Linked DNA regions of Mus musculus: region 2 is linked to region 1. Evidence: chromatin loops called from intact Hi-C (ENCODE). Cell type or tissue: gastrocnemius. All regions are shown on one strand. Links, peaks and the distances in the headings refer to the core of each region. The heading gives the core; the rest is flanking DNA.

What was found. Peaks named below come from ENCODE experiments on the same cell type or tissue, not always from the same donor. Only the 100,000 strongest peaks of a DNase experiment are listed, where the experiment ranks them.
Region 2: it touches region 1 in a loop (7-fold over the local background); 2 of 42 quality-filtered maps call a loop at or near these places.

The regions. Positions count from the first base shown.
Region 1 is chr7:96,332,653-96,348,909 of GRCm38, reverse strand. All of the region lies in intron 1 of Tenm4 (teneurin transmembrane protein 4), which reads right to left. Gm15412 (predicted gene 15412) reads left to right here and starts at 6,946. Exons shown (of 3, transcript NR_046043.1): 1 at 6,946-7,128; 2 at 8,149-8,785; 3 at 9,152-9,427. In gastrocnemius, for the core only: no CTCF peak of the experiment used is centred there; no DNase peak of the experiment used is centred there.
Region 2 is chr7:96,274,636-96,290,892 of GRCm38, reverse strand. The region is part of intron 1 of Tenm4 (teneurin transmembrane protein 4); the gene reads right to left. Among named protein-coding and RNA genes, the nearest start is that of Mir6394, 23 kb to the left of the region's middle. In gastrocnemius, for the core only: no CTCF peak of the experiment used is centred there; no DNase peak of the experiment used is centred there.

The DNA.
Region 1 (16,257 bases), core at 6,693-9,192:
ATTTGTGAGGGCTGGGAATGGAATGGAAGGTGGAGGGCCACAGTCATCACTCTAACTGCTGAAGATAAAGCACCCGAACCTAGCCACCTACCAGGAGGACAGAGACATTCTCTGGGTCAGCCTTCTATCAAGGTAGATGCCAGACCTGAGTGGTTACATCCCTGGTGACAGCATAGTAAGGCTGAAAATAGCATAAACTGAGCCTTCTAGAAGCTTCCATCTAGGAGGCTCCAGGGACCCCAAGGCTCAGGCATGCTGTGTGAGCTTTGAGTGTCCACTCTTCAGATGTAGGTGCTTTGTGGAAACTCTGTTGATCTAAGCTAAGCCTTGCCACCAGATGTCTGAGTGAGTGAGGAAGCTCTTCCTGAAAATGATGGGCAGTGATTTCCCAGGTCATCATTGCTGGGGCATGGATTTTCAACCCCTGGACTTCTGTTGCTGATTAGGGTATCAAAACATGCTCACTTGAGCTTTCTCCTGGGCATTTCAGAATCAAAGGTCCTGTCCTTTCTCACTCCTTCTCACTTAGATCTCATCTTGTCTGTGTGGTCAGGGTGATGGAAGCAATTTAGGACGAAAAAAAAAGATACGGTAGACATGAGGTCTCAACCCTCAGCACCAAACAACTCCCCAAGGTCTGGCAGAGCCAGTAATGAAACCCTAGAACATTAACCAGCTTTCCAGGGACTAGTGAGGTCCTCCAGACAGCTGCCCCAGCTGCAGGCACTCCTGTTTGGATGCTATGCATTACATTACTTTCAGGGGGGAGTTTGCTACAGAAATAATGGCTTTTATTATTTATCTTAAAACATGGGAGGTCTACTAATCATCCAAGATGCTGTAGGATGCTGCCAATATTTTCAACTAGACCCACAGAACAACAGGTGAGAGCCTTTCTAATTTTAACAACTCAAGCAAGTGAGCCTTGCTTGGAAGAGCAACTTCTCCACCCAGCAATTTCATGCTTACCCTTCCATTTGACATACAGTTGCCAGCCCCCTTCTCTGGACTGCACATGGGAAGAAACTGGTGATTGGGAGAAATGTTACAATCGTGGGCCTCATCAGCATCCAAATCACAACTTTAAAAAATTACTTATTTTTCAGATTTTAATACAGGTATACAATGAAATATGATCACAACCACCCCCTAATTTCCCCTCCGACTCTCCCCATATGCCCTCAACACACCCCTCCCAACTCCAACCTACCCTCATAGCCCACTAAGTTCAAGTAGTACTGACCATACATCCACGGATATGTGACCATCCACTGGAGTAAAGGAGAGCTCCTCAAAAAAGAATGATTCTCCACCCCCCCCCAGCACCTCTGAGATGCTAATAGCTCTTAAAGTAAGAGGGTAGGTCCTGATGGTCATTTATCTTATCAACAGTGTCAAATCCTAGATTGTACCAAAGCTATCATGTAACACTGAGAAAGTTACTTAGCACCTCTCAGCCTTATTTTCTATCTATAAAGTGGGTCTCTTTATCACAATGTCGATGTAGATTATGGGATTTATATATGACAGCCATCTCTCCAGCTCCACTTTGACCTTTCAGCTGCTCATTTTGGCCATAAAACGTGTCTAGAGCAGAAAATGGAAGAAAGGGGTCCTGTGCTCAATAGTGGAACCCAGTGAAGGCTCTGTTCTAATGAATGAGAAAAAGAAGTTGGGAACAGTCTTTGCCAACAGAAGTTCCAGGCAGGAGGTGTGGAATGTGGGTGGACCCATGATGATGCAGGCAGACAGGCAAGAAGACACAGAGCATCTGAGACAGCAGCAAAACACCTGGATTAGGATGAGGTTGATATCCTCCAGATCCATCCATTTGCCTAGGAATTTCATGAACTGATTGTTCTTAATAGCTGAGTAGTGCTCCATTGTGTAAATGTACCACATTTTCTGTATCCATTCCTCTGTTGAGGGGCATCTGGGTTCTTTCCAGCTTCTGGTTATTATAAATAAGGCTGCTATGAACATAGTGGAGCATGTGTCCTTATTAAAAGTTGGAACGTCTTCTGTGTATATGCCCAGGAGAGGAATTGCTGGATCTTTCGGTAGTACTATGTCCAATTTTCTGAGGAACCACCAGACTGATTTCCGGAGTGGTTGTACCAGCTTGCAATCCAACCAACAATGGAGGAGTGTTTCTCTTTCTCCACATCCTCGCCAGCATCTACTGTCTCCTGAATATTTGGTCTTAGCCATTCTGACTGGTGTGAGATGGAATCTCAGGGTTGTTTTGATTTGCATTTCCCTGATGATTAAGGATGTTGAACATTTTTTCAGGTGCTTCTCAGCCATTCGGTATTCCTCAGGTGAGAATTCTTTGTTTAGCTCTGAGCCCCATTTTTAATGGGGTTATTTGATTTTCTGGAGTCCACCTTCTTGAGTTCTTTATATATATTGGATATTAGTCCCCTATCTGGTTTAGGATAGGTAAAGATCCTTTCCCAATCTGTTAGTGGTCTTTTTGTCTTATTGACAGTGTCTTTTGCCTTACAGAAACTTTGCAATTTTATGAGGTCCCATTTGTCAATTCTCAAGGTAACCCAATTACAAAAATGCACTCACTGATGCACTCAATGATAAGTGGATATTAGCCCAGAAACTTAGAATATCCAAGATACAATTTGTAAAACACATGAAACTCAAGAAGAAGGGAGACCAAAGTATGGATACTTCATTCCTTCTTAGAATGGGGAACAAAATACGCATGGAAGGTGTTACAAACACAAAGTTCAGAGCTAAGATGGAAGAAAAAAACCATCCAGAGACTGCCCCACCCAGGGATCCATCCCATATACAACCACCAAACCCAGGCACTATTGCATATGCCAGAAAGATTTTGCTGACAGGACCCTGACATAGCTGTCTCTTGTGAGGCTATGCCAATGCCTGGCAAACACAGAAGATGATGCTCACAGTCATCTATTGGATGGATCACAGGGCCCCCAATGAAGGAGCTAGAGAAAGTACCCAAGGAGCTAAAGGGGTCTGCAACCCTATAGGAGGAACAACGATATGAACTAACCAGTACCCCCCAGAGCTGTGTCTCTAGTTGCATATGTAGCAGAGGATGGCCTAGTCAGCCATCAGTGGGAGGAGAGGCCCTTGGTATTGCGAAGATCATATGCCCCAGTACAGGGGAATGCCAGGGCCAGGAAGTGGGAGGAAGGTGGGTTAGGGAGCAGGGCAGGGGGAGGGTATAGGGGGCTTTGGGGATAGCATTTGAAATGTAAATGAAGAAAATATCTAATAAAAAATAAATTAAAAAAAAAGGAAGGATGAGGTTCAGGCCTCTGATTCTATCTGTGAGAGGCAGTCAGGGGTTTTGTTTTGCTTCTGTCTTTTAAAGATTTATTTATTCAACGAATATGAGTGCTCTATCTTCATGTACACCTGCATGCCAGAAGAGGGCATAAATTACGTTTATAGATGGTTTTGAGCCACCATGTGGTTGCTGGGAATTGAACTCAGGACCTCTGGAAGAGCAGCCGCTGCTCTTAACCTCCGAGTCATCTCTCCAGCCCAGTCCGATGGATGCACAGGGCCCAGTTTGATCTTGAGCCCCTTGATGGCTGTGAGGAAGATATCCTGAATGGTGAGGTTAGGATGGAGGGAGGTTGAAGCAGACGGGTCCAGAGTCACAGCTCATTCAGCTCAGCACTCTAGCCTAGGTGAATTATTGCATGAACTTTATATTAATTCATTGAGCTTCAACTTTAATGGTCCTAATGAGCTAGAGACCTTACAGGACTGACCAGGAGCCACAGAGACAATCCTGGAGACTGACTATGTGAATTCCACCCAACGATGCCATTGTGTGACACAATCTCAAGGGCTAGAGACAAAAGTGTGTATTCCCGCCCAACAGGCAAGAAAACAGACTCAGCATCACCATGGCCAGACTTGTTATGGACTCCAAATTTCATCCCCTAAGTGAGAAACGTTCCAGACGTGCCTCTTTGTAATGGGATTCCCTGAGACTCCTGGGGACTGGAGCACTGCTAGAGACCACCTGGGGCCATGGACAGCTCATAATGCATCGGATGCTTCTACTTCATATTTGAAATAACCATCACAGAAAACCCCTAAAGTAGAAGTTATGCTCCTAGTTTAATAGTTGCCATGGAAGCATGGGATGGTGATGTGTTTTCTCAACTGCAATGTAATCAGCATAAAAGAGAAACAATTGTCTTGATGCTAGGAACCACCTATTACCCACATGGTGGTACCTTACAGTCTCCTCCTAGAGAGCCTCCCTTGGTTGGTCCCCATGTCAGCAAGTGGAGCACCTAGGTTGCCCTAAATCCTTGAGCTCTATCTCCATCCACTAGCTATCTATCCTTTAGCCCGCCTGGTTCTGTCTTTTCAGGCTCTCTCAGCTTCTGTCCACTTCTCTCCACTTCTGCCTGCACTTGTGACCCTATATGAAGCCATAGTCATCTCTCACCTCATCTTCTGGTATGGTCCCATCACAAGTTCTTCTGTGCCTTGTGCCCTTAGAACAAACTGCCCCTGCCAGCCTGTCCTCAGCTCTGTTTTCTGGTGTGTGTCTGTCTGTCTGTCTGTCTGTCTGTCTGTCTGTCTGTCTCTCTCTCTCTCTGTGTGTGTGTGTGTGTGTGTGTGTGTGTGTGTTTGATTGCTTCACCATCCTTACTTTCTTCCTACATCTTGTCCTTTGTGGCTCTGGACTCTGGCCTTCCCTGTGCCCTTTCCTATAAAACACAAACAAACACCCATACTCTCTGGATCTGTGGTACCCCCATGAGGACCTTGTAGAAGAATAGGGGTGAGGAGGATGTCATCTGGGAGGGATAAAACCAAGGTATTTGAGCACTAAATGCTGCCTATCTCAAAAGACATGTTTGAGTCTTGAGCCTCCATCTCCCTCCTTCCACTCAACCCATATGACTGTGACAGCATCAGCCTCCCTTAGATTATAGACCAGAAGGCACTGGTCTGATGAAATTGAATGCCATCTGAGCTGCATGGAGCCCAAGGGAGCACCTCTGCAGCTGCCTCAGGTGTGGAAGCAGATGGGGCTGAGTGTGCTAGAGTGAGGGGCGGGGGAAGGCTGATGAATGAGAACCTGGGTCTGGTGGGACCTGGGCTCCTGCGGTGACACAGCAAGGTCTTAACCTCTGGAGCCCCACAAACCCCTTTGGCAGATCCTTGAAACATGTAGACCCTCTTCCCAGAAAAGAAAGAAAAAACCTTTTAAAAGCACAAAATAAAAACTAATCGGATTACAAAGGAAACCAATTATATTGAAATAGTTATCAAAATGTTAAAATGAGAAATTTGTGATTGTTATATTTTTATTTCTTTTCTAAGTCATAACAAGATCTAACAGCTTGTCTAATAACTATCATAACCTTGAGGTAGTGATGAGTGCAAATGATATTTTGAGGCATCTCCAATAACTATAATGGGATACAAAAATATCTGATTCTTCCTGGTAACAAAGTCCCAGAAACTGCTAATGCTATTGTGGTTTATTGCCTATATTCGCAATGGGAGAAAATGCTAACTTTCAGTTATTTTCTTCCCGGCCATACACTCACATTAAGAAGCTCTGATTTAGGGCAGTAACCTCACTTTATAGTGGGAAGAAACTGAGCTCCCAAGGGGAGGGGCAGGTCTCTGCACAGGGCTCCACAGCAAGTATGACTTACCAGACATGGGTGCCTGCTGCCTCTTTAGCCACACTCTGCCCACTGTGCAGAGCCATACCCGAGTGAGACTCTCTGAACCCATAACACAGGACAGTCATTTATTTCTTCCGCTTGGTTTCTGGAGCCGAGAAAAGGGAATAGCCACTCCCTCCTTGGCAGGCTGCAGTGAGATCAGAATGAGGGTATGCATAGGAATGGGGATCTTGATGGCTGGAAAGGTTTCGCAGTGTGTATAGACTCTCGTTTCTGCATAATGGGGTCAAAACTCACAAACTTGTTGTAAGTTAAAAATGCTACTGAGTCAAAATGCACTTAAGGGGTTGGGGAAGTGGCCATGTTGTTAAAGTGCCAGGTGTGAGATATAAAGCCCTAAAGCTCTGATCCTCCACACCTACATAAAGCCGGACACAGTGGTGTGCATCTGTAAGCCCAGCACTTGGGGGAGGAGAGGCAGAGACTACGGATTCCCAGAATTCATTGCCAGCCAGGCTAGCCAAATCAAGGAGTTCTAGGCTCAGGGAAGAGCCTGTCTTGAAAAAACGAAATGGAGAACAAATGAAGAAGACACCTGAAGACACTCCTCATCTACACACACACACACACACACACACACACACACACAAATGCACTCAGTACACCTGATCCTACTGACCACTCTAGCTTAGAAACAGTGCACTGTGGGGGATTGGTTGCTTCCCCCTTTGATTGTGTGACTGACAGCTCCTTGCTTCACTGCCGAGCATCATGGAAAAAGTATCATGGTTTATCCCTAGGCTGTCAAGAAATGAATCCGCATCATTCCAAGAATGTTTTCCACTGATTGTGTTACTCGTATGCTATCCCCAAATTCTTACTTTGAATAACTGTAGCTGGGGACTGTGTATCAATAGTTATACATAGCTACAGTATCACAGAAGACCAAATCACATGCAAGTCTAGGGAGGCAAGCTTACTTGGGAGGTGTCCCATACAGAGTATATAGAAGCAGAGGGGAGGGGTAGAGACTGGCAAAAAAAAATCCTCACACCCCTGTGACAGGGGATACTGGTTTTTGTCATCTTGACAGAGGCTAGAGTCATCTGGGAAGAGGCTCCTCAATTGAGAAAATATCTCCATCAGGTTGACCTGGGTGGGCAAGTCTATAGGGCATTGTCTTGATTAGAGATTGAAGCACAAGGGTCCAGTTCACTGTGTTACCTCTGAGCAGGTGGCCCTGGGTGATGCATTATGATGTCAAAGGTAAAAGAAATAACTGAAAGCTGAGCGAGCCGTGGGGAGCATGGCAGTAACCAGCCTTTTCCCACAGTCCCTACTCCAGTTCCTGCCTCCGAGTTCCTGCTCTGCTTGTGAGCCTGCCTTGGTTGTCCTCAGCGATGGACCATGATCAGGGATATATAGAGTGTCTCTATGCTCTCACAAGAGGAGAACCTGTGAAACAGGGCAGGTACAAGCTCTCATCTGCTTTCACAGGTCAGGGTTTCCTCCCTGTCCTTAACCTCATCACTGGCACTCTCTGCTCCAGGTTTTCCCTGACTCAGCAAATTGCTCTCCTTCTCTCCCGTTATTGGAAGCCAAATAAACCCAGTTTCCCCAAGTTGCATTTGATTGCAATTTATCATGGCAAACTTAGACAAAGGGGTAGCTCTCATTTGACAAGGTGCAAAATGGTGGGGGTGCCACATGGGAAGACAGGCCTGTCATGGGCAAATTGGGCTTTCTAGGAGATAGTGGAAACAGTTTTGATGAGATATTGGTTGCTGTTTTGTTCTGTTTGTGGTAAGACAGAGTGAGCAACCAAAACCTTGTCTGTTTGCTGTCTATGGGATGTTCAGAAATGTGAGTTCTACCATCTGAGGCAGGAGAAGGTAAAACAGGGCATTGTTTGCCAGGCAGGTTGGTTCAATGTCCCTTGCCCCACCCTGGTCCCTAAGGTCAAATGGGCCTGTGGAGCGTATGGGAGTTCTCTCTAGGGCAACTAGAACCCTCAACTGTGGCCCTCGATTTTATAGCAGTAGTTTAGCCCTAGCAGCTGGGAAGCTCCTCTGTTTTATTAATAACCCTGGATCGTGCTCACGGCACATCAAGGTAAACAGAGACATTTCCAGGGCGTGCGATGCAGGCAGTTCTAACAGATGAAGAAACAGGCTTCCAAATATAAATAGGAGATAAGATAAATAGACTGAGAGCCAAGCTGGCTTCACACTGGCTTGCAGGCTGTGAGCAACACACTGTGCATCAAGGCTTGTGGAACTGGAAGGGATGCTCATGTGGAGGATGGGGAGACACCCAGAGAAAAAGAAAAGACTTGTCGGGGTCCTGTTGATCATTTGGTATTCATGAATTCTCATGGCATCTGTTTCCTCATCTGAGAACTCTTAAAGTGACAGTAACAGTGGTTTTTATTTTGTTTTGTTTTGTTTTGAAAGTGTTCTATTCTTTCCCACCCGATATCCTTGCCTTGCAGAACTGACTATCTCAGACTTGACCTGAAAGATCCCTGTGAGTCAGACAGCGAGAGCCTGGTCCTGACTCCTCCGTGCAGAAGCAGTTGTGAAACTTCTGGAAACCACAGTTCCTGTGTCCCCATCAACTGCAGCACACACCCAGCAGGTCGGCCACTGATGGTTCGTCTGCCCTGCAGTCAGCCTGAGAGCTAAGAAAGGGCTCTGCCTCGTCCATCAATCCTTACCCTGTGCCCAGATCTGGCCTGCACACAGGGGTGCGCTATACATCTCTGTGGTGAGGAACTCAGCCTGTCAATCCCCACCTGCATCAGAGTAAGGAAGCTGCAAAGAAACTCTCTGCTAGGAGAGAGTTCAGCAACTCCACCTTGATGTCAAGCTAACATGCAAAACTGGCCCCGGGTCTGAGATATAAGAAAGACTTGGGTTTCGAACTTCAAAGAACAGCCAGGACTCCGGTGAGCAGGATCCATGGTTTCTTTGAAAGTCACTCTTAGGAACAAATGAAGGAGAGAAGCTAAGTGGTGGCTGTCGATCTGAGAAGTGCCAGGTTCCACCTGGGCACCTCACACACTGCATCTCCGTGAGCTTTGAAGAATGTGGGAAGCACCTGCCTTATGGGGATTGGAAGAGCAAAGGGTGAGGACCACAGAGTAGAAGGCAGGCTGGAAGCAGGGCACCTGTCTGCGGGGGTTCCTTCTTGCATTCTCCACACTCATGCTTACCCTAGGCATGGAGAGGCAGGAGTGAGCTTTGAATAAATCATTTCCCCACTCACAGCCTCCAGGACAGACACTGCCTGGGAGTCCACACAATAGAAGCCATTCTGGTTGCTCTGTGCACACAGGGCATTTGAAACCGATAGTGGGCGCAGACTCTGCATCTCACATTGATTAGTACACTGAATTCCCATACTTCCTACACAGGTTAGGCAAGGGCTAGGGAGTCAGAGAAACCAAAGTCCTGAGTCCACCAAAACCCTCTCTTTCTACTTCTCTGCTCAAGCTGACAGGTCTGCGGTGGTCCCGGGATACAGGTCAGCTGTTCAGAAGTGTGCCCAACATGTTAAATGCTGGTTTCCTGGGCTCTCTGCCACTCTCATCTCAGAGATCTTGGGGCCTGAGTGTGAGAGACAAGTAACAGAAAGATGAACGGAGAAGGACAAATACAGTGGATGCACTATTTATTTCCTGGGACCTTGCTTCTGTTGTACCTTGTTAATCCTACGCTGTGGGTTGAATTGATGCTTTACAAGCTCACAATATACAGTTTTATGAGTCCATAAAAATCTTCGGAGTGGAATCAAATTCACCTGCTACTCTCTGGTTTGAGGACTACATCCCCTCCAGCTTATCCTCTAAGCCCCTGGGCCAAATCCCCTCCATGAGCCCTGTAGTCTTCATGCAAATCTCTCTCTCTCTCTCTCTCTCTCTCTCTCTCTCTCTCTCTCTCTCTCTCTCTCTCTCTCACACACACACACACACACACACACACACACACACTGCCAGGCTTGCCTCTGCACCTTTGCAGACAGTTTCTCTCCTGGAATAATCTGAATGCTTCCGTGTGTCTCCCTCACCCTTGCCCACATGTGGGCAGCATTCCTGTCATTTAAGTCTCTGTTCCCTTGTCCCTCAGAGTCCCCCAGTGCTTTGAGAAGTGGCTTCTAGTTTTTATTCTGTTTCATTAGCTACAGAGTGTCTCTATACTCTCACAAGTGAGGCAGGGCAGGTACAAGCTCTCATCTGCATTCACCAGGTCAGAATTTCCTGTCCTTAACTTCATAATTAGCACTCTTTTCTCTAGGTTTTCCTTGTCTCAGCAGATTGGTCTCCATCCCTCCCATTGATGACTCCCTGTTGCACTTCCCCGAATCATTTTCAGAGGATGTATGACTTCCGGTCATGGGGAAAGGTCATGTATGTGGCTGGTTCTCAACAATGTGCGTGAATGAAGGAAGGGCCATATGATGTTCACTGATACATCCCTGTCATCAGCGCAAAGTTGGGCATTGGGCACGCTTTCACTATAATCAGTTTTACAGGGCTAGGATGATGACTTAGTATAGTTCTAGCCTTGCAAGTGCAAGGCCCTGAGTTCATTCCCCAGCACCCGGGTAAAAACCCTGAATGTGCTGGCACGCACTTGTAATCCCAGCAGTGGGGAGGTGGAGCCAGTAGGATAACTGGGGATCCAAAACTAACCAGTCTAGTCCAACAGATTAGTCCCAGGTCCCAATGGGAGACCATGTCTCAAACAATAAGGTTATAGACAGCTCCTGAGAAATGACACCAAAGTTTGTTGTTTGGCCTCCACATACATATGCACACGTGTTCATGTTTCCACATATATATGTGCACCTGCTCACATATGTACACAATAACAATAACTAAAAACAGGTATAAAATACTATGTGCCTGATATTATTGCAACTGCTGTATGTTAGATTATCTAATACTTCATATATTAGTTTAATTAATACCTTAAATATATTATCTTATTTAATGCTCTACAAGTATTAATATATTTTGCAAATTTAATATGTATAACCTCCCTATGAAATATGGCCTATTACATTCCTTTTCTGTTCATTTATTTGAGTGTGTGTGTGTGTGTGTGTGTGTGTGTGTGTGTGTGTGATTGTGTGGGATGGAGTGGATACACACTAATAAAGCACATATGTGGGGGTCAGAGAACAACTAACAGGAGTTAGTTCTCTCCTTTTGGCATGTGGGTCCTGGAATCAAATTCAGGCCCTCGGGCTTGGCATCTTTAACTGCTCTGCCATCTCTATATCCCAATAGCCTCAGTATTTTATGATGAAAACACACACACACACACACACACACACACACACACACACACACACACACAAACAAGTTATAGAGAGGCCAAGGAATATACCCAATCAAGATGGAGCAACTGCAGGGCTTATGGTTCAATCTAGGCCATACTGTTCTGAAATGGGTTTTCTTGGCATTGGCCAATAAATAGCACCTCTGAATGCAACCAGGTAAGCACCAAGCACCAAACACTCACTACCCATTAAAATGTGTTTCCAACATCCCTTCCACAGAAGGCTACCACCCATCATGGGGAGACCCAAGATACAATGAGTGCTTGGCGGAATGTGCCCCAGTCCTGACAACCCTGACCTAAGCATGACCTTAAGTGGGCTGCTCCCCTTCACTTAATGATATGCCCAGTTTCCAAGCCACAGCACCTTCATGGTAGGGAGCTGTGTGCTTTGTTACCATCAAGCCTGGCTCTCCACCTACTTCCAGAAGCCACACCCTTAGCAGGTGTTGGAAAGCATCAGACTATATGGCCAGTGATACTTGCTGATCTAAAGCCAAAAGACAAAGAAGCAGGCTTGAGACTACTTCTCTGACTTTGAATGTTTTTATTATCCTTAACCCCACGCTCATACATACAGCATTAACTTCCCTCCTATTACACAGTGGGGCTTCTAACATTTTAGAAAGTGGTTCCCAAGCCAAGCCAAACAAAGTCATTCATCTGTTTACATTCCCAGATCCATGCACAGGGACCAGTGCTCCAGACAAAGAAAGATCCCACTGATACTTCTCAAGTTACTGACCCAGTTCCTCATACAAAGTAAAGTTCCTCACAAACACCAGACTCCTCTCCACACTAGAGTATAGCCCACACTTCCCAAAAGGGTAATCCTCTGCTAAATTCTATATAGTCCCTAACAATGCTGGCTAGTGATGGACACCAGGAAGCTAGAGAACAATTCTGGGCTCTCTGTGCATTTGCTGACAGCTCTTTCAGAGTGTTTCATCTCTGCTGGAATCAAGGCTCATGAAATAAGACTCCTAACAGTTTTCCTTTGACTTTGTTTCATATAATCCCCCTTTTGTCCATTTCATGCTCTTCTCCAAATGTGTTAGATCCCAGTAGGCCATTGTCCTTCATGAATGATAGCTCCAGGCTCTGCAAATGACCTGCCATCTATCATCAAGGACCTCAAACTGCAACAACAGAGGTACCCTGTGTTCCTCTGCAAGCAGGAAGAAGGGTGGCATTGCCTGGAACCTGCCTCCTCATGTCCTGGGAGGGATACAAAGAATGCTGGAATTGCTGGAGCAGGGAGCAGAGGGAGAGACATTTTACTTTTACAAGAAGCCCTTCTAGCCTGTGGATGCTGTTTGTTTAGTCTTCTGCCAGATGGTCAATCCCCACTTGCATCCATCTGGCACCTGCTCCCTGAACCTGGCTCCCACCCTGTCATCCATCTCCCTTCTGAGCTCAAGGCTCTAATGAGATAATTTCACCATCATTGCACTGCAAACAAGAAATGGGCAGAGTGCTTAAGGAGTGGCTGGACTCATGTCAGGAAGGCCTGGGTTCAAATCTGCCTTTGCTACTTTCTGACTTTAACCTTATAGGTAGGCTTATTAACCCAACCCAAGACTTGGTTCTCTTTCTATCCTAGTTGTAGGAGCAACACCTGCCTTGCAATGGCATCATGGAACTCAGCTGGGTAAAGAGGAAATGGATACAACTGTTGGCTGTCTGGGTTCTGCATCTTGGAACTCAAACAATCAGATCTGAAAACATTTGAGGGGAAAAAAAATCATGTCTATACTAAACATGTGTAGGCCAATTTTAATTCTTGCTATCTCCTAAACAGTCCATCTAACACCTGTTTACCCAGAATTTACATTTGGGTATTGGAAGTTATCCATAGATGATTTTAATTAAGTACAAAGATTAACACAGATTATGTGTAAATACTACAGCATTGTACTTAGGAGACTTGAGTGTCCATGACCTTTGACATCCTCAAGGAGATCGATCTGAAGCCAATCTCCTAGCGCTGATTGACAGCTCTAATCACCAAGCATAGTTCTTGGCAAACAAAACATACTTAATAAGGGCTACTATTGTTTTGAAATGAATTCTATAAAATATTAATAAAGACTCTGTATTTTCCATAAAGCTGTAAAATTGATAGTAGTAAAGAAAAACAAAGTTTTGTCTGTGGTGTTGGGTCTCCCTTAACCTCAGAAACCTGCTGGTGCCTGTTCCAAACAGCTCCAGTACACCCTGAATCAAATGGAGATTCTGGCTCTGGCATTCCCTGCATGACCTCATCAGGCCCAGCCAACTTGTCTAAGTCTCAGATTCTTCCACTTCAGAGTGACATAAGTGAGATCTACTCCCAAGTTTGTAGAGTTGGGCAGAAATGGAGGCAAATGTTAGTAGCTTTCATTGTGCATGTAGAACAGGTACAGGTCAGTTGGTCACATCAGTTCTTAATCATTAGATATGTAGGTGGGAATCCATCCCATTGGACAAGATCTGGGAAGAATTTTGAAGAACAAAAGGAGGAGAAAAAGAGTACCTAGAACTTGATCTATATTGTCACAGAGAATATGGTGCATACCATGATCTTTACTCTTGGCCACATAATCTAGCCATTTAGAGAGCTTCTAACAACACTGGAAACCTCCTACTCAGAGATTCTGATGGAACTGCTGTTAGGTGAGGCCCTTCTATCAGCATTTTTGCAAATCTATCAGGTGGTCCTAACATGGTAAGCACCAAGAAGGACTAATCTAATTGTAGATTGGTATAAATACACAGCTGCTCCTAGTATAAACATGTGCTCTGGGATCCAAGCATATTTAATGTGAGTCATGGTATCAGACTAATGTAATGGTTTTGTCACTGCAGCTGTATACTAGAGTGAGACTACAGCTCACTAGAGCAAATCTGTGAGAGACATTCTGCACCTTTATTGCATGACCCCAGATGAAGACAAAGACACAGTAAGTAGGTAAGAACTGTAGTGTACCGGAGAGATAGGATGCTGAAAGGAGCTGAGCCGATTCCCAGAAGGCTTTTCCTCTGTTTTGTCAAGCCCTGCCCTTCTCTTCCTACTCCTCAGCAGGGTCTCTATTCCAAGGTGTTTATCCTTGAAGATCAAGAGGCCTCCTTTGTGGAAGAGTGATCATAGTTTGTATCACGAGGTAGCCTCTAGAAGGTTCTTTTGCTTCCCAGACAGTTGGTGACACAGTTCTGGCAGAGAAGCCAGACATGTGTGGTGCCTCATAGGTTTGATTGCTCAGGTATTGGGGCAAGGGGAAGGAAGCATGGGTTTTCTCTGTCCGTGGTGCTGAACAAAGCCTGCCCTGGAGAACCCTAGTGCTCAAGGTACTGCCAGAATTTAAGCATCATCCATCCACATCCCATGGGAGCTTGTTAAAAATGAAGAATCAGGGACCCCATCTCAGACCTGATGAGTCAGAACCTGCCATTTTCCAGCACCTCGATGATCTGTGTGCCCATTAAAGCCTGAAATGCAGGGGTTTGCAGCAGGAAGCTGTGTCCCTTTCATGAGCCATGAAATGAACCTAATGCATCAGAAAAATCATTTTGAAGGGTTCAAAAAATGAAATGGGTTTGAAAAGGATTAAAAATGTCATAGTTCATCCCAGGTGGCAACAGAAAGCTTTATTCTTACATGGAGGTCATAAGCAGGACTTAAGGTAGTCATTACTGTGAGCTGCAGTTTAAACAATGCCTGAATCTACTATTTTTCTTAAGACCAGGTACTGGTGATTCTTATCCAGTATCTCCCAGGATCTGACCAGGTAGGAAAACAGATAGCCTGAGAAAAGAAGTTTACAGCACAACACAGCAAGAATGGAAGAATGACCCCGGGGCTCCTGGAGAGGCACACAGCTGAAAGCCCTGCAGAACAGAACAATTCACAAGGCCTGCTTTTGATGTCATTCAACAGCTATTGCAAGAGAAGCAATAGCCAACAGTGGACAACAGTGACAAGGACAAGCAAGCATGCTTGCTGAGGCAGAGGGGACCTCATCTCTCATTGTCCATAGAGCAATTTGAAAGTGCTCTTGGATTTTCTTTCTAGTTCAATGGCATTCTGTAGCATTTTACCCCACCCTGAGAACAGATATGGCAGTGATTATATTTCTCACTGTGGGCAGTGGTTTTCTGTACTGGAGGGACTCTGTTGTTTCTGATGGCTTGTTGCCACTTGTCCAGGAGGAATTTGGGGCAATGTGGTTTATGGTTAATACTCTGGGTGCTTTGCTCTGCACTGCTTCTAAGGTTTCTCTCCACTTACTATCTACCTTTCCATGCAAAATGGAGAGGCACATCTCCAAAGAACTTTGGAAAGACATAAATGGAGGCCTCTTTATAATGCACAAAGATGCTTTGTTCGACTTCGAAGGATGACAGAACCAAATGTCAAGAGTAGAAGTGACACTGTGATTTTTCTTTCTTTCATGACTGGGCAATGGGAGTTATTAACCTCTGGCCACATGTCTGCTTTTTCACTCACACAACAGTGTCCTACATTCCATTTTGCCTAGGAAATTGATGTCTAATGGGAGATGACAAAAATGACTCAAAATAATTTTCTTGCAGACTAGCAGAGTTTGTAAAACACTGAGCTTACTATCCGCACTTTGGTAAATTCTGCATGGAAGGAGTGGGACAGAACACACGCGGACACATGCGCATGCACACACACACACACACACACACACACACACACAGAGAGAGAGAGAGAGAGAGAGAGAGAGAGAGAGAGAGAGAGAGATTGAGATTGGTGGGGGAGGGAGAGAGTCAGAATCAATGAATACATTAATTCTTTTCTTGTGGAGAGGGAGAGAGATTTGAGACAGGATCTTTCCACATGGCCCCAGCAGTCCTGAAACTCACTGGGTAGAATATGCTAGCCTTGAACTTGAAACAATCTGTCTGCCTCTGTGTTCTAAGTGCTGGGATTAAAGGTGTAGGACACCATGTCTGGCTCAACACAACTTCTTTTTTTTTTTCAATTTTTTAATTAGATATTTTCTTCATTTACATTTCAAATGCTATCTCGAAAGTCCCCTATACCCTCTCCCTGCCCTGCTCCCCTACCCACCCACTTCTACTTCTTGGCCCTGGTGTTCCCCTGTACTGGGGGATATAAAGTTTGCAAGACCAAGGGGCCTCTCTTCCCAATGATGGCTGACTAGGCCATCCTCTGCTACATATGCAGCTAGAGACACGAGCTCTAGGGGTACTGGTTAGCTCATATTTCAACACAACTTCTTGTAGCT
Region 2 (16,257 bases), core at 6,547-9,046, 58 kb after region 1:
GCTACACAGGGTATGCTTGTGATCAATCAACCAGAGATGGAGAATTCAAATAAAAGAATGAGAAAAAAAGATGGTTTATAGCAGAGACCGGCATGCTCAGGGCTACAGGCCAAATCCACCCAGCGAGCCAATTTTTGTAAATAAAGTTTTACTGGCACACAGCCCCACCCATCTGCTTGCCTGTCATAGATGGCTGCTTTCCATGACAATGCACAGTTGAATGCTTGTGACAGAAGCTGTACAACTTGCACTATTGAAGAGAGTTACTAGCAGCATCTTTAAAGAAGTTTGACAATCTCTGACTTGCAAGCCATACTCAACAAAGTCTTTTGTTCCCAGAGGCTAAATTTTGCTCTCTTTGTGTGTTCCCTTACGACATTTAAAAAACAGATGTATAATTGCTGTCTACCAGACTAAGAACTACATTGGAAAAACATGAAGGGGCTGAAGAGATAGCTCAACTAGTACACAAAGCTTGACTTGTACCCATGAGGGTCTGAGTTCAACTCTCAGAACTCACTTAAAAAAATCCTGATATAGTTGTGTGTGCTACTTGTAACCCTAGTCCTGGGAAGACAGAGACAGTGGATCCCTGAGAGTTTATGACCACACAGTGTAGCCTATCAACAAGCCGTAGGTCTAAGTGAGAGATTCTGCCTCAATAAACAAGGTGAATGTCTCTTGATGAACAACAACCAAGACTGACTTCTGCCCCAACATGATAATTCCATGAAAAAAATGAAAGTTAAAAAAATCCCAAAGAGCAAGGAGGGCAAACTCATGGCTCTTTCATTCATACCTTAAGTCCACAGTGATTTTTTTTTTCTGCCTTAAAATAATGTTGTTGGAAGCACTGATGATATTTTATTTGGAAAGACTGAGAATCAATGTTGATATAACAGCTCCCTTCCAAATCCTGAAGGGCTCCCATGGACAGATGTGACTGACAGACACATCCAAGGACAAAACTGGAACCATCACTCCATAGCTTCTTGGCTGGTTATGTGCACTGGAAAATTAAGGTTTCAAGGATTCACGATATTGCTCCTTCTGATGCATGTGAAGAAATCCCTCCATGAAACAGAATTTGAATTCCATAAGGTGCAAGTCAGCCCTAAAGAAATGCTGCCATGAACAGAATAAATGATCTGCAATGTCCCATTCCTAGTACTGTTAGCTTATGGAGAATTTTCCTCATCCAACTGATTTTGATGGTCAGAGAAACCATGTAAAGATGAGGCTTGTGTCACAACCTCCCCTTTTATAGAAAAAGAAAAACAGACCTACAAAATGAAGTGCCTCAGCTAAAGTCCCAGCTAGCTGAATATAAGCTGAGCTGCAGCTCACATTGACATATGAGACCAGTGTGATGAATCATGGGACCTCAGTGGAACAAATTCATACAATTGAGTGTTTGTCAAGATGAGAAATGAAAATTACTCTGATGCTTTTAGCAGCCAGGATCTAAAACTTAAGACGGAAGCGCATTTTCTCAGAGGCTTGAGAGGCCTGAGGCAGCCCCTCTCTTGTGGTCTTTATACCTTCAACTTCAGACGCCATGGTTACGCTAGGCAATGGTGGCTTAACTCACGGATCTTTTCCTGTGCTCGGCAAAATCTGGACAACAAACAATATGGGTGCTCACCAGTGAGTCCCTTCTATCTGTTTGGGAATAGCTCCAAGGAAATAACCAATACCTGCCTCCTTGACCATCTCTTGACCATAGTCTTTTCTGCCAGAGTGAGGGCTAGAGGAAGTTACTAGGGATTTAGGGTCTCAAGGTTCAAGTCTACACATCCAGTTGGGTAAACTTAGGCAAGTGATAACTTTCTCCATTTCCAAGTCTCTCACCTAAAGAGGCATCAGGATGGACTGTAGGCACCAAATAAAGACATTCCCGTGAAATGCTGTCCCTATGCCTAGAACAGAGTGCCTTCTGTATCAGTGCTACATTGCTCTGCAGGACATCCAGTCCTAGACATTGGGGATGCTCACACTTCTACTTTGACTGTCTTCACCATAGAACCAAAGTTAATGCACACAGGCCCCCTAAGCTTCAGTCCCCTCCCCTAGCAAATGGAAACAATAAGCCCCATCTATCTGTCTAGTAAAGCCATTAGGAGGATCAAGTGAGGTAATAGACACGCTAGGGCTTTGTAAACAGCAAAGTGCTGCTCACAAATGAGTCAAGGTCATTATTATCGTCATTACCTCTGTCAGTCCTGAGTGATGGAAGTGTTATTGTAGGAAAGGAGTTATCGGGCAGAGCCACTGCCATTCATTTTTATGTCTGACAGAACAATGCACTCTTTTTTTTTTAAACTTAGTTTCATGACTGGGTGCTTGCTCTTAGAAATTGTTCCTATACTACATATCCATAATGGATAATGGATATCATAGTTTAATGAGATCAGCCCCTCCTCACCATGGTCTACTATAGTCATGGACGTTTCCTTTGGGAATATGAATGTGCTACCTAAAGAGTAGAATTATGGGGTGTTGCATCTACTTTATAGAAATCAGAAGCTGCCTGGGTGTGAGTCAGAGACCTTTCTCCCCCCCTCTCCTCCAACCCCCACTTCAGCAAGCACAGAAGCAGAAAGCAGGAAGAATTGTTTCCTCGTGCTACATGGTAGGCGAATTCCACCTACATTCTTCATGCGGCCATTGTAGACAGTTCCTCATAAAATCTGCCACCAAATTAAGCAATAAACATAACCTGACCTTTGACTGAGGGCTGTTTTATTTGGAAATTAAAAAAAAAAAAAGCACACTCTCAAATCCCGCATAGTCTCTGTGTTGTCAACGAGGCTCATGATTTAGATGAGGTTCTGGGGGGCTGGAGAGACAGCTCAGAAAGTAACACACATTTAAGGGTTCAGTTTTTAGCACCACATTAAAAGCTGGACGTGGGAAAGTGCACTTACAATTATGTCACCAGAGAGACAGTTACAGAAGGCAAGCTCCCGGTCACAAAAAGAGACCCTATCTCAAAACCTGAGGTGGATTGAGCCTGAGGAGTAGCGATGCCCAAAGTTGTCCTTGGGATTCTACACACACTCCTGTATGCACATCTGTGTATACATGGACACAAACACACTCGTGTGCACATATATACATACACACAAAATTGACCAAATGAAATAAGCAGATATGGTGTAAATACATCTGATCTGAGGCCACTTTCAGAGTTGGCTCAGACATCAGCTTTTAAAAATGTAAAATCTTTGCCTGGTTTCAGGGCTGTTTGACCTGGGCTATCCCCAGACACACAGCTCTGGTATGGCACTCCCTGCTCATTGCTTCTGGGTCTGGGTTATACACGATCTATAATCAGAGCATCCCGCTGCATGAATAAACTCCAAGTCTTTAGAACAATTATTTCTTCATCTTCTTTGCAAAACTCTCCTCTCCCGTCAATATATGTTAGACAATTTCAGGAAATTAAATGATAAATATTTTTAAGTGACCTTCAGCACAGTGTCAGCTGAGTAAATGCCAGCGTTACATCACTTTGCTCTAAGGCCTGAGAAGCCATAACTACAGGGCAGCCTATGAATGAAGATCTCCCTGCAGGAGCTATAGGCTAAAAAGAGGAGAGGCTGTGGTCAAGGTTGGGGACTCTGGGGACCTGGAGGAGAAGCAGTAAGCCACATCAATCATCAGTAGGCCTGATGACAAACACTTATTACCAAATGGAGATTGTATTTACTCTGTGATCATAGGCGTGTCAAAGCACACATTTGTGAAAAGTTCCATTCAGAACATATGCTGGCCCTGTGTCTAGGAACAATGGGGCAGGTATTGTGCTGGGTCTTCCTAATGGTTTGGTTATCAGAAACCCACCTTTTCTTTCATTATATTTTTGTATATCTTGAAAGCTGTCTTTTTTTTTAAGTGAAAGGAATATTTATTTTATGGCATGGAACAATTATAGTATTTGGAATAGCAAACTATAAAATTCTGTAAGCCAATCAGAGAAATATGAACACTTCCTAGACACCTGACACTACTAAGTATTTGGTAGTAATGAACGCATAATCTCATGTTTGATTTTTTTCCAACTTCAGGGGAAATCTTGAATTATTTAGACACTCACCAAAGTATTTACAAATGAAATAATCTGACAAATAGGATACTGACAATTCCTGAATTCAGAAGGTGAATATGTGGAGGTTACTATATTATTTTATAAGTCGCTTAAGTCTGAGTATTTTTGTACTAACATCTAGACTATTTAAGAGACAACTTAAAATAATAGGATGAGTTGGAGAAGAAGGGTTGAGTTCTTGATCATGAAGGGTTGGACTGGAAGTGGTAGGTGGGGGAAAGTGGAACAGATGGAGTACTGTGAATCAGTTTTTCCATTTAGTGTGGTGGTCTGTCTACTTGGTTTAGGCTGCCCTTAAATCCTGCCAAAGCCTCCAGAATGCCGGAATTATAGACACATGCCACCATACGTAGAATGGACCTACTTTTAAAATGATTGGGGGCGGGGGTTGGTGGAGAAATGACTCAGTGGATTAGAGTACTTGTAAAAGCAAGAGGATTGAATTCTCAGCACCCTTATAAAAGCTAGCCGTGATTGTGCATGCATATAGCCCCAGCGCTGGGGACACAGACAGGCAGATGCCATTCACAAATCATTCTGGGCTATTCCATGTCCTGCATATCCTCCTCATCCCTTAGGCACAGGGTAGCCATGACGCCTCACCATTGCTAGCTTCTGAGTTCTTCACCACGGCTTGTCATGTCCTGGCTCCCATTTCTCCACATAACCAGCTGACAAAACTCTCTTCAGTCAACCCATTCTGATGGGCCATCTCTTCCTAGCTGAGACCCTGATCAACACAAATGAGCTACCGTGAAGAAAGAAGAAACAGTTGGCCTGCCCGATATCAAGCTCTGTTCTCCATAGTGTAGGAATACTAGAGAGGTAAGTGCTTAGGCAGTAGGGAAGAGAGAGAGGCTGTAATTTGATATACAGTGGAAGTGACGGTTCTGATCGATGTCAAGAAGGAACAGACTATCCAGAAACAGGATCTGGACAAAAATAAGTAAGACATCCGACACATGCTTACTCAGAAGTCCACAGAACAGATTCTGTGACGGAGAGTAGCAGGGGCTGGAGCAAAGGCGTGGAACCATCAGAAGTTCAAGAACAGGTCCTGAACTGGTTAGGAAAAAGATCATTCCTATTTAACAGATGAAGAAATGAGGCCCAGTCATTACACAGGCTGCCCAGATTCACCTAGTAACAAAAGGTATATTCCATAGGACTTGGCCTCACCCATCTCTGGGCTAGAAGGCAAGCTGTTTTGCACTGTTTGTCCCAGCATACTAGGCTCGGGTGAACTTGAACACAATGACTGCAGACAGCTGCTGAGTGTCAGCCGAGGGGGAAATAATACCTGTTCATCAGGGAGCTAATTCTGCAAAGCTCACCGTCTAATAGGTACTGTATACACGTAAATAGGATGCTCTAATCAGCAGGAAAGCAGGAGCTGCAATCTATTCCTCATGGACCTAAAATATAATGGAGCTAAATTGAAGGTTTTACGATACACAAAGCACTTTACTTGGAAGACTGATGCTTTTCCAGGCAAGGTGTTTATTTCTAGAACAAGTTCCCACACTCTCTGACATCTTGCCCTGGCGAACAAAGGGCACTGAATAAAGCAATGTCCATAGAAGGTCTTCAATGCTTATAGAGCCCAGAGGAGACAGGACAGTGCAAAGATTAGGAGAAGAGACTTAGAAGTCAGGCAGACCTGGCTAGTTCAAAGTCTTATGACCCCGGCTCAGGCTTTCAATTTCTTTAAACCTGTTCTCTTATCAGCAAAAGACAAGGACAACAATATCCATCAGTGGACTGGAAGATTAAGTGGTATTAACATAGGTAGCCAATGGACTTTAATTAAGACTAAGTTGATTTCCTGGTGTGGTCCATTTTCTTACTCCAAAGAATATTCCCAGGTGAGTGTTCTCAAATGCGTGTTGTACAGTTGGAACAAGCACACTGCCTCTCTGCTGACCACTCTCACAAGACAGATGAAGAGATAATAGAGGCCTAGCCACTGACATCACCCTGGGGTAGACTACTCCTATATATTCTATTGCTTTGTGCCCTTTTTTTTTCTGTTTCCCTTCCTTCCCCTCACCTCTCTTTCTCCCTCTTCTCCATTATCTTCTCTTCTCTTTTAAAATGTGTTTCGTCTATAGGACTGAGGCAGTGTGTGAGAACTCTGGCTGCACAAGCAGGACACATGAGCTTGATTGCAAGCATCTATATAGAAAGTTGTACATGGCTGGCTATACATGTGCATTTAACCCCAGGGCTGAAGTGGTTGTCAGAGACAGGAAAATCACTGGATCTTGCTAGCTGCCGGCCTAGCTCCAGGGTCAGTGACCCTATGTCAAGCTGATACTGGGAAGGCGATACAGCAGAATGTCTGATCTTCTCCTCTGAACATGCACACATGTACACACTCTGCACACAGAGATTCAATTGCTCAAAAAAACCCACTTCTCATTTTGTTTTAGGTTTTCCCTTGGTTGTGTGTGTGTGTGTGTGTGTGTGTGTGTGTGTGTGTGTGTGTGTATGTGTGTGTTATAGTATATGTAGCCTTGTTTTCCCTGTAACTCACAGTCTCTTTTTTTGGGCTCCTGAGAGCTGAGACTACAGACACATACCCCCACAGCTAGCTTCGTTTCTGTTTTGTAATTGTTATGTAACAATGGTACATGTCTATGGAGCATTGTGTGACATTTCAATGTGCACACATCTTGTAATAACCATATCTGGGGACTTAGCATACACAGCACCTCACACCTTTGAAGGGACATCAAACTATTCTTCCAAACTGTAACTTTGTACCGTATTTTGCTTTAGTCAAATAAACTGATAACAGATTAGGAACACAAATTTTCACATGGAAATTTGGGGTTCCAACTTTTCTTGGAACAATGAACAGAATAATGTCAGAACACCTACTTTTTAAAATTATTATAATGAGCAAGGGCTGTCTGCTTGACAACGGTGGCTGTGGGTTCACTGTTGCTACTGTCCCTACCCAGCCCATTTAGTTTACCTTAAATCATTTTAGATTCTTTCTGATTCGAGCTTTCATTCCCCAGTCGGAAAGCAAAACGACATACACTTGAAAGTGTACAATGTCAGAAAATTTGTGATGCATTGATGTTGGCTTTATTTTGGAGTTTGGCTGACCTCAGTTTGACTTGTGGTCCTGCAACTTATGATTCTGTGGTACAGTCTGTCTCTGGAATTCAGCTGTCTCTGAATCTCTCCCTGAAATGCATGTCCATGTATTTCTGAGCAGTGGAAAGAAAGCACACATCTAGCCCAACTAGGGGAAGGTTTAAATGATACAGTCGTTATGAGGGACTTCAGTGTGTGGCCATAGCAGCAGACCTACACAGACTGTGCATTTCATAATTATTTGGGGGGAATGGATCAAGATTATAAAGAAACTTAGGAAATCTTCTCATGTTTTTACTAAATGAAACTACTACTGCTAGTAATAATAATGGTGATGATATATCTTCTACATACTTTAAGAAGAGAAGCTATTACATCTATGATGGTTTTAAGTAGCAGTGGACTACATATTTCCTCTTTAGATACTAATCTTAGATGGCTAGAAACACTTGGAGATCTTTCTTCCCCATTGTCTTAATGACATACCCGTGACTTCGTGTGCCTTGTGGTAAGTGATTCTTAGTCCAAAGGGATGAGTCTTACCATTCATCTTAACATTCACAGACATGGCTGTTTTCAGTTGGAGCCACCTTCTACTTGCCCAATCCATCTTATTCCCCAAGAGCAAAGGGTATTTTGCTGATTGAAGCAGCAAATTCTTGGAGTGACCCTTATTTTATCCAAGTGACATCACTGAGGAGCTATTTTTCAAATGCTATCCATGAAGAAGGAGGAAGAGTATTCTTAGATCTGGACACAGAAACCACTTGTTAAACACATGCAAGCTTTGTTAATGCTGTGTGTCAGAGCCTGCCATTGCTGGGCACAGACATATAACAGTGGAGGGAACAGCACTGGTCCCTAGGGTCCCAGGCTACATGTGCTTTCTCAAGCACATCAGATCACTGTCACCCTTCCTTACATCTCAGTATACTCCACAAGCTTCATGGTTCTGTCTGGAAGGCAAGACATGAGACAGAGAGCTTGAGATTCCTCTCATCATCATCTTTTCTCCTGCTCCCTTCATAGTCTTATCACTTCTTTCTTGTTTAAGTCTGATATCTCCACCCCACCCCCAGTTATCTCTGTAAGGAGCAATTTCAGATTTCACATAGATTTAACTAAAATTCTCATAGGTATAGAAAAGTATAGTAAAATCAAAGTAAGGCCAATTTGCTAGTAGGCAATGTATTGTCATACGCTATTAATAGCAATGGTTCTTACACTAATACCTGTTACACCATTATGTTTCATTCAATAGCAACCCCTTGAAATATTATAATCACATAGTGTTGGGGTTATAATGGGCCCCAAAACCATACATCAGAACATGCCAGGGAGGCAACTTAACCCTACTTCAGTCTCACATACATGCACAATTCTAGCTACAATGTTCTCATAGTTAGCCTATGCCTTCACTCAAAAACCACTTGGAATTTGTCATCTTATAATTCTCCTTTCCCAAGAGAATTGAATAGAGATACTCAAAGTTATTCACTAGCACCATTTTTGATGCAATAGGCACACTTTAAAAAAAAACTGTAGATGTTTTTAAAAGGAAAACAAAAACCTTTGGGAGACATATTTCAAAAGCCTCCCAAAGAGGGTTTTTTTCCCCAATAATCCACGATCCTCTGACTGTAGGACAAATATGGGATGGATTGCAACTCTCACTTTGGAGAAAATTACATGGAATTAGCAACACAGGAATAACAGATTGTTTTTCAATTTTTGCCACTAAAAATGGCAGGCCCAAGGGGTTTTGAGCTAGGATGTTAAGCACCAACATTTGTCCCATCAACATGAAGGAAGGACGATTCTGATGGATAACTTTCCTTCCAAAGAACTGAGACAGAGTGCTTCATCATCTTAAAAATGTAGCTTGTCAACTTTTTCTCCATCTGAGGCTTGTCATATTCTGGTAGGAGATAGCCTCAGTGCTCCCAGAAGCCACCAAATCATGAGTTCTAAAAACATAAGATATTAAAGTAAATAAGATCCAAGTATTTAGAAATTATGCCCAAGACAGAAATCAAATACCCAGGAAGGCTGGGCCCTGCAGCCTTCTGAGAAGGATTCTCTAAGCTTCCCCCATGCCAGAGACCCAGGACCCCAGGATGGAATGTGAGTTATGGGTGCTGTATTTTGAAGCTTATACTCTGATGGGAAACAGGCAGTAGCAATGGATAACTGAGCAGATTAGTAATCTACTGCAATAGCCAAAAGTACAGGCCAATAGAAGGTACCTAGAGCATGGGAACAAGGAAGCTGTTCCAGAGCATCTTGGAAGACCTGGGAAGACAGAGGCGATGGAGGAGCATGGTGTGTGGAGCTCAGAAGAATGACTAGAGAGAGAGAGAGAGAGAGAGAGAGAGAGAGAGAGAGAGAGAGAAATAGACAGACAGACAGACCCGGGGAGGGGACAAGCCTGGGGGGTAGGTAGCAGAGCTAATTTGTGAGGTCTGTAAGTGTATTAAGTATTAAGGACTTGGAGCTTTTTTGCTGAGATCAACAGGAAGCAGCTAAGTCACTGAACGTAGAGTAGCAGGTTGTGTGTGACATCGTATACATGCTTAGAGACCAATTTGTGTGTCCCAATTTGCAGCCCCACACACAGAGGCCTTATGTCAGGAGGCACAGATTGGCTACTGTGAGAACATCAGAGAAATTGGCAAACACTACACAGACCACTCTTCTTTTCCTTTCGGAAAGCTGGCTGTTAAATTTCTGCCAGCATGGCAGCAACTAGAAAGGTCAATAAAATAAATTAGAACAGTGTGGGACCTGAATCCAGGCAGGGGATGGTAACAGAACAGCTCTCCGAGGAGGTGAACAAAAAAGAGGTAAGGGGGTGCTTTTATGACATTTGTGACTACAAAGGGAGATTATGACTCATATGTGCTGAGACTATTTCCTGGACTCCTTCCCATGACCAGGCTGAAGATACATAAAGATATTCTACATGTCCTCAAGGAGAGAAAAGCCATGTAAAATGACTCTAGGTCATGGTACCCTGGTAGGATAGGCCAACTTTCGGGGCACACTAAATTCTGTAGCATGCATTCAATCAGGGCTAGTAACACCAACTAAGAACATGCTTGCTGAGAGACGTGCCCAAAGGATAGGTGTTATCAGTCCTGTTTTATAGATGGTTAAATTTAACTTTAGACAGATTGAGTAACCAGTTCCAAATTCCCACTGGCATTAGGGGATATGTGGGAAAAGGTTTCACCTCCCAGAATTAGTGGCCTCGATATCAGCCTGGAGAGCTGGATTGTGAGAAATGGGGTTGGGGTGCCCACACAAGAGCAGAGAACCCAGCAGGAGCAAAGAAAGGAAGTAAGGAGGCACAGGACTCCCAGCCCACAGCTTACGGTCTCTGTCACAACGCAGTGTTACCACTTCAGCCCCCAAATAGCCACCGACAACATGGAAACAAACGTGTGTGGCTGTCTTCCAAAAGACATTTATTTATGGACACTAAAATTTGAATTTCACACAGCTTTCACCGGCCACAAAATATTCTTCTTGTGATTTTATTTCCTCATAACATTTGAAACATAGGAGCTATCCTTAGTACATGCATGGGTCATATAAAAATAGATGTGGGGCTGGCCTGGATTTGGTCACTAGACTGAAGTTTGCTGAGCTCAGACTCTACCAAGACAGGTTGTCTGAGAGAAATTTTATGAGAGCCATACCCATCATTTAAAATTTCTGACAGTCCCATTTGGAAATCACATGGTAAGATTGGGAAGCCAAGGGGGATCTGTGTGTGTACATATAAAGGCATCCCTGTGCATGCAGGGATGTGTTCTCTTCCCTTCTTACCTCCACATGAACATGGAGGATGTTCTAGTCAAGGGCTACCTGAATCCTTCCCTATGAAACAGCCATGAAGAGGGTACTAACACAGCATGGCGCATGGCTCTGGTGCCTGATCATTTTCATTCTCACCCCATCCCTATCCTGCCTCCTCACTCACCCTCTCCAGAAAAGTCTAAGAAAATAGTTCCTTAGAACTTCTATTTTTTTCTACCAGGAGATAGCACATGGCAAGCCTTGCCTGGTACACATCTGTTATTGATTAGGTACCATGGAAGAACTGCTATTATTTTCTACAGGTACTTGTGAATACATACATTTGTATACTCATCTATGTTCAATGAATGTGTGTGTATAATAAACATATTGTATACATATATATATATATATGTATATATATATATGTGTGTGTGTGTGAACATACATATTTTGTTATTATTTTATTGGCTATATGGATTGGGGATTTGGAAAACCTCATTGGTCTTAATCCAATTAATCCAATATATCAATGTCCGGCTGAAACCATCTACAATGGAGCAATTTATCATCATTTTGATTCAAATATGTGGAATAATGAGAGAAAGGAAACAAATGTGAAATTCCAATGTCCTGGTATTGGGGGGGGGGGCGGCAGGTGCTTCTTTCTTAAAGCAGCAAAAAAAAAAAAAAAAAAAAAAGACAATTTGGATAGGTCTTGATCTTCCCTTTGGGGGCCATATTTTGTTTCTCAGGATCAAGAGTCTAAACCCTCATTGTGTGGAATTAACAGCAATAAAAATTGATGTCTATCTGGCTGTAACTAGATCTGACTAAGGCAAGTGGAGGCTGCTGTGGTTTTACTTAAGGGGTAGAAGCCAAGTCCTGCCATTTCTGGCTCTCTGTGGCTCCTTAGGGAGGGAGCAAGAAGGAACAAGTTCACAGTGAACCCCAAAACTCAAGAGTCCTCTGAGGCAGGCCTAGCCAGCCTCACCTCAGGCCCCCAGCAAGAGCTGCTAAGGGCAGCTGTGCAGCTTTTGTTGAGCCACTGTTTGTTCAACGGATCAGGCCTGCAGGAATAGTTCTTTAAATTTAATGAGATGAGCCAGCAAAGGAAATCATCTAGCTTAAAAGTAGCCCAGAGCCCCAATTAGTGGTATGATTTTGGGTAAATCACTTGACCTCCTGAGCGTCAGTTTCCACATGCCTGGACGGGAGACAGTGAGCAGTCAATACAGGAAAAGCTGAAGCAACAAGTACAGGCAGCCAGCACTCGGGTGACCCCAAGACCACTGTACCTAGCACTGTCCCCTCCCAGAAGCAGGCGCAGGGCGCAGTGTGGCGATCATGTGTATTTGCAGCCCTTCGGATCTTCTTTCCCACTTTCATCCTAGGAGTCAGAGTGCAAGCCTTGCTCAGACTGGACGTCTTTCGTCAATCCTTCCGTTCTCTAGCAACACAGGCTTTCTTAGGAAAAACACTTAGGCTAACCGCCCCTGTACGGTGAGGAGGCAGTCAGTGAGCACAGTCCCTACAAAGAACTGAGAGCAGAGATTGATTGCCACAGAAATGTCAGCTTTACCGTCACTGTCAGCATCCACACCACCATGTTGTCATTGTGTTGGGCAAGCTGATTAACCTTAATTTCCAACCTAAAAAATAGGAGTAACAACACCTGTCTTGTGGAGATATGTGGAGTTCAAAAGTCAAGAGTGATAGGAATCTGCAACCCAGTGAACAACAGACAAATATTAGCCTCCCCTTCCTTTGCCTTCCCAATTCCAGTAAGAAGACAGCTCTATGGACAGGCTATTTCTGGTCATGTAAGTCTATTCTCGTTTTCTTTTCTTTCCTTATAAAATCTCTTCCCCACCCTCTCTGCTTGTAACTGTCTCTAGTCTCTAGACAACAAAAGAGCAGGCTACATCCTAGCAGGGGATGAAACCTTTTTTTTTTTCTTTAAGGAAGAGCCAAGACTCACTAGCAAGGCCACCACCAAATTACCAACCCGAATCACAGGGCTCTGAAAGCCGCTTCAGAACCCGTGCAAGGGTTTGCGGCACTTAACTGGCTGAAGCCTCTTCAATTGCAGCCTGTCACCCCCTGAGTTAAGTAGCGGGTGAAATCAGCATGTATAATTCTCATCTAGCAAGGTTCAGAGAGGAGCATTGCGGTTCAGCATGATTCACGTCTCTTACGCTCAGGGCCTCTCGCCCCCCCCCCTTTTTCATTTTCCTTTTCCAAGGACCAGTGATAGGGTTCAAAGAAGCTGAGGAGGCCAGAGGTGAGCGCTTCAGTAGAGCATGTGCTTGGCTTTAAGTGAAACTCTTAGACAATTGATGGGCAGGGAAAAAGATATTTTCCTCATGCTCTCCTGCCAGATTTAGCAATTTACTATCAGGATCCCTGGGCCAGGAGGGAAGAGAACTGGTGCGTAGAAACAGAGAGCTTCAGAAACCCAAACTCACAGTCCTTCCTTCCTTCCTCTCTCCCTCCCTCCCTTCCTCCCTCCCTCCCTCCCTCCCTTCTTTCTTTCTTTCCATTCCATCCTTCTGTATATCCAATAACCTCTCCCATTTTACCAGGTTAACTTGGATTTATCTGTGGACCTGTGCCAATTTCCTTCTAGTACCTTTGAATAGTAGATCAAAAAACTCCCCTACGATGTACAACACTAGCCACCATAAAAAAAACAAAAAAACAAAAACACGCTCTGCTTGTTTGTGTGATTACTAATCCATATCTGGTAGAGCTCAGCCTGCACCCTGGGTTGCCTACCTCCAAGACTTGAGTCTTTCTCCAGGAAGCAGTTAAAACTGACCCCGGGTCTCCAACTCATAAGCTGCTCTGGACTTCCTTACCTGCTCTCTCTCTCTCTCTCTCTCTCTCTCTCTCTCTCTCTGTGTGTGTGTGTGTGTGTGTGTGTGTGTGTGTGTGTGTGTGTGTGTGTGTGTGTTTCTCCTTTAGTAAGGGAACCATATATCACAGAGTGTGAGACTGGAATCCTAACCTAGTTTGCTTTTTGTAGAAATTGTTGTTAAATCAGACTCATGTGTTTAAGTTCCCCCAAAGAGGGATAACCAGCAAGAAAGCAGAGCTCTCCTCGGGCCCTGAGCCTGCCTCCTGCTTGCTTTTCTTGCTTTTCTGGGTGCCTCTGCATTGAGAAGGGGTCAGTGAGTTGGAGGCCTGGGTCAACTACACTGTTGTTACCCACCCCTCAGTCTTGTCTCCTTTCTTCTGTCTACTGGGTGCCTCTAGGCCTAACTTCATAGACCAACAGACTACAGTGGTGATGGAGACTGATCTGTTACAGTACAGAGCTCCCGGGGACCCTCTACTCATTAACTATTGCTTCTGTGATGTGAGAGGTGAGTACCCTTGAAGTTCAGAAAAATTAAAAAGTGGAAAATTTTAATTAGAGCCCCTCCCTCATCTACTTGCTTTCCTGTTGGTGTATAGGGTCCTGTGAAGGAACCAAAAATTATGAGGTCAGTTTGAGATTCATAAGGTCTGGGCCTTCTACTAAAGGCCCATGTCTAACCTTCCTTTGCTTTCCAAAGTTACTAAAAGAAAGCAAAGAAGAAAGTTTCATTTGTGGGGGATAACAAAACTTAAACCTGCAGAAACATAAATTTTAAGATTAAAAAAGGGGTGGGTGTAGTAATTCCAGACTTCAAAGATTATGGAATTTACATGCATAGATACATTTTTAGAGAAGATACTTGTCTACCACTAACAAAAATTAATATTTAGAATTTACTAGAAGTTCCTTCCAAAATATAAGAAAACTTGAGAGCCCCCATTAACAGATAGACAAAGAAACTAGAAGTCAATAACAGAGGCCCTAAAAGCTAACAGGCAAATTGATCTTGTACTCAAAACAAGAAAATATAAAAATCCAACAAGATGTGGCCACAACCATCAGACTGATAAAAATTGAAAGCTCTGCCTTAGTTTTCAAGGTTCTGACAGGATATGGGAGGCACCTAAGACCTTGGGAAATGTAATGGATTGAGAAGTCAGCTGACACAGTGTCATGTTCTGTCACTTGATTTGTGTGTGTTTGACTAAGCTACTGAACTTCTCTCAGACTCAGTTCCAGTGTGTGTGCATGTGTGTGCGTGTGTGGGCACTCAGAGTTGAAGTGAAGTACCACCTCTCTTTGAGCAACCACGGAGATTTTAGTGGGATATGCAGGAAGCCCCTAGTCACCAACCAAGCTTTGTCCACATTAAGTACTCTTTCAGTGGTAGTTTATGAAAGCCACCTCTCAAGTGCCTGTTTTCTGCATCATATGAAGGTCAGTCTCAGCCTGAGCAAATCATCTTGTTCGGAAGGATCTAAGGCTAGATGCAGTGGTGCACACGTGTAGTCCCTACTCGGGAAGCTGAAGTGGGAAGGCCATTGAAGTCAGGAGCTCCAGACCAGTCAGGACAACACAGTGAGGGAAAAGACAAAGGAAGATCTAAACTTCCCAACCAAAGGGTGACTTGATGTGATAGGAAGGTGGGGGCTGTGAAATGCCTGGAGCAGTCCATTTCAGGAAGACATAAGTCTCTCTAAGTTGCAAATCAGATCTTCTAATCTGATCTCACCAAAGCCACAAGAGTGAGACTTAGCCTCCATTTACTGATGCAGAAGCAGATTCAAGACAAGGGACTTTTGCCCAAGGTCACCCAGCAACTGAGCCTCAGAAACAGAACTAATAGGCTTATCTTCAGACCTGAGCCTCAGTCGCCTGTGCCACCAAACCACACTGCCTGAGACCTGGAGTGGTTAGCAGGTCCCTTGGCAGAAAGAATAAGAATGTTAATAAGAGTCATGTTGCCTGGTAGACTGTTAATTTCAAGGTGCTCTTATAGTACAACTTCATTGAATATTAAAAAATAAAAATTAAAAATAAAAAGTAATAAGAACAACTTAGACTGGAAACTGGATGGAAGCCAGGATTTTACCTAACCATTGGCTGGGAATATTATGGGCTGGGTCCACTGGCTCAGGCACACTGAAAACACCTGTCATCATAGAATACAGCCACACTGCTGAGATTATCCCTAATCCTTCCAGTCCTGAAAGCTCCCTTGCTTACAAAATTCCCAAAGGAGAAAACCCATGTGCCCTGCCCCCAGGAGCCTGAGCTCTTGGCTTTCCTTCCCTAGAACCTCCAGTAGAGTGTGCTTTGACACAAGCCTGGGTACTATGGCTTCCAAGTCCCGTAAGCACTTGAGGAAAGGCAC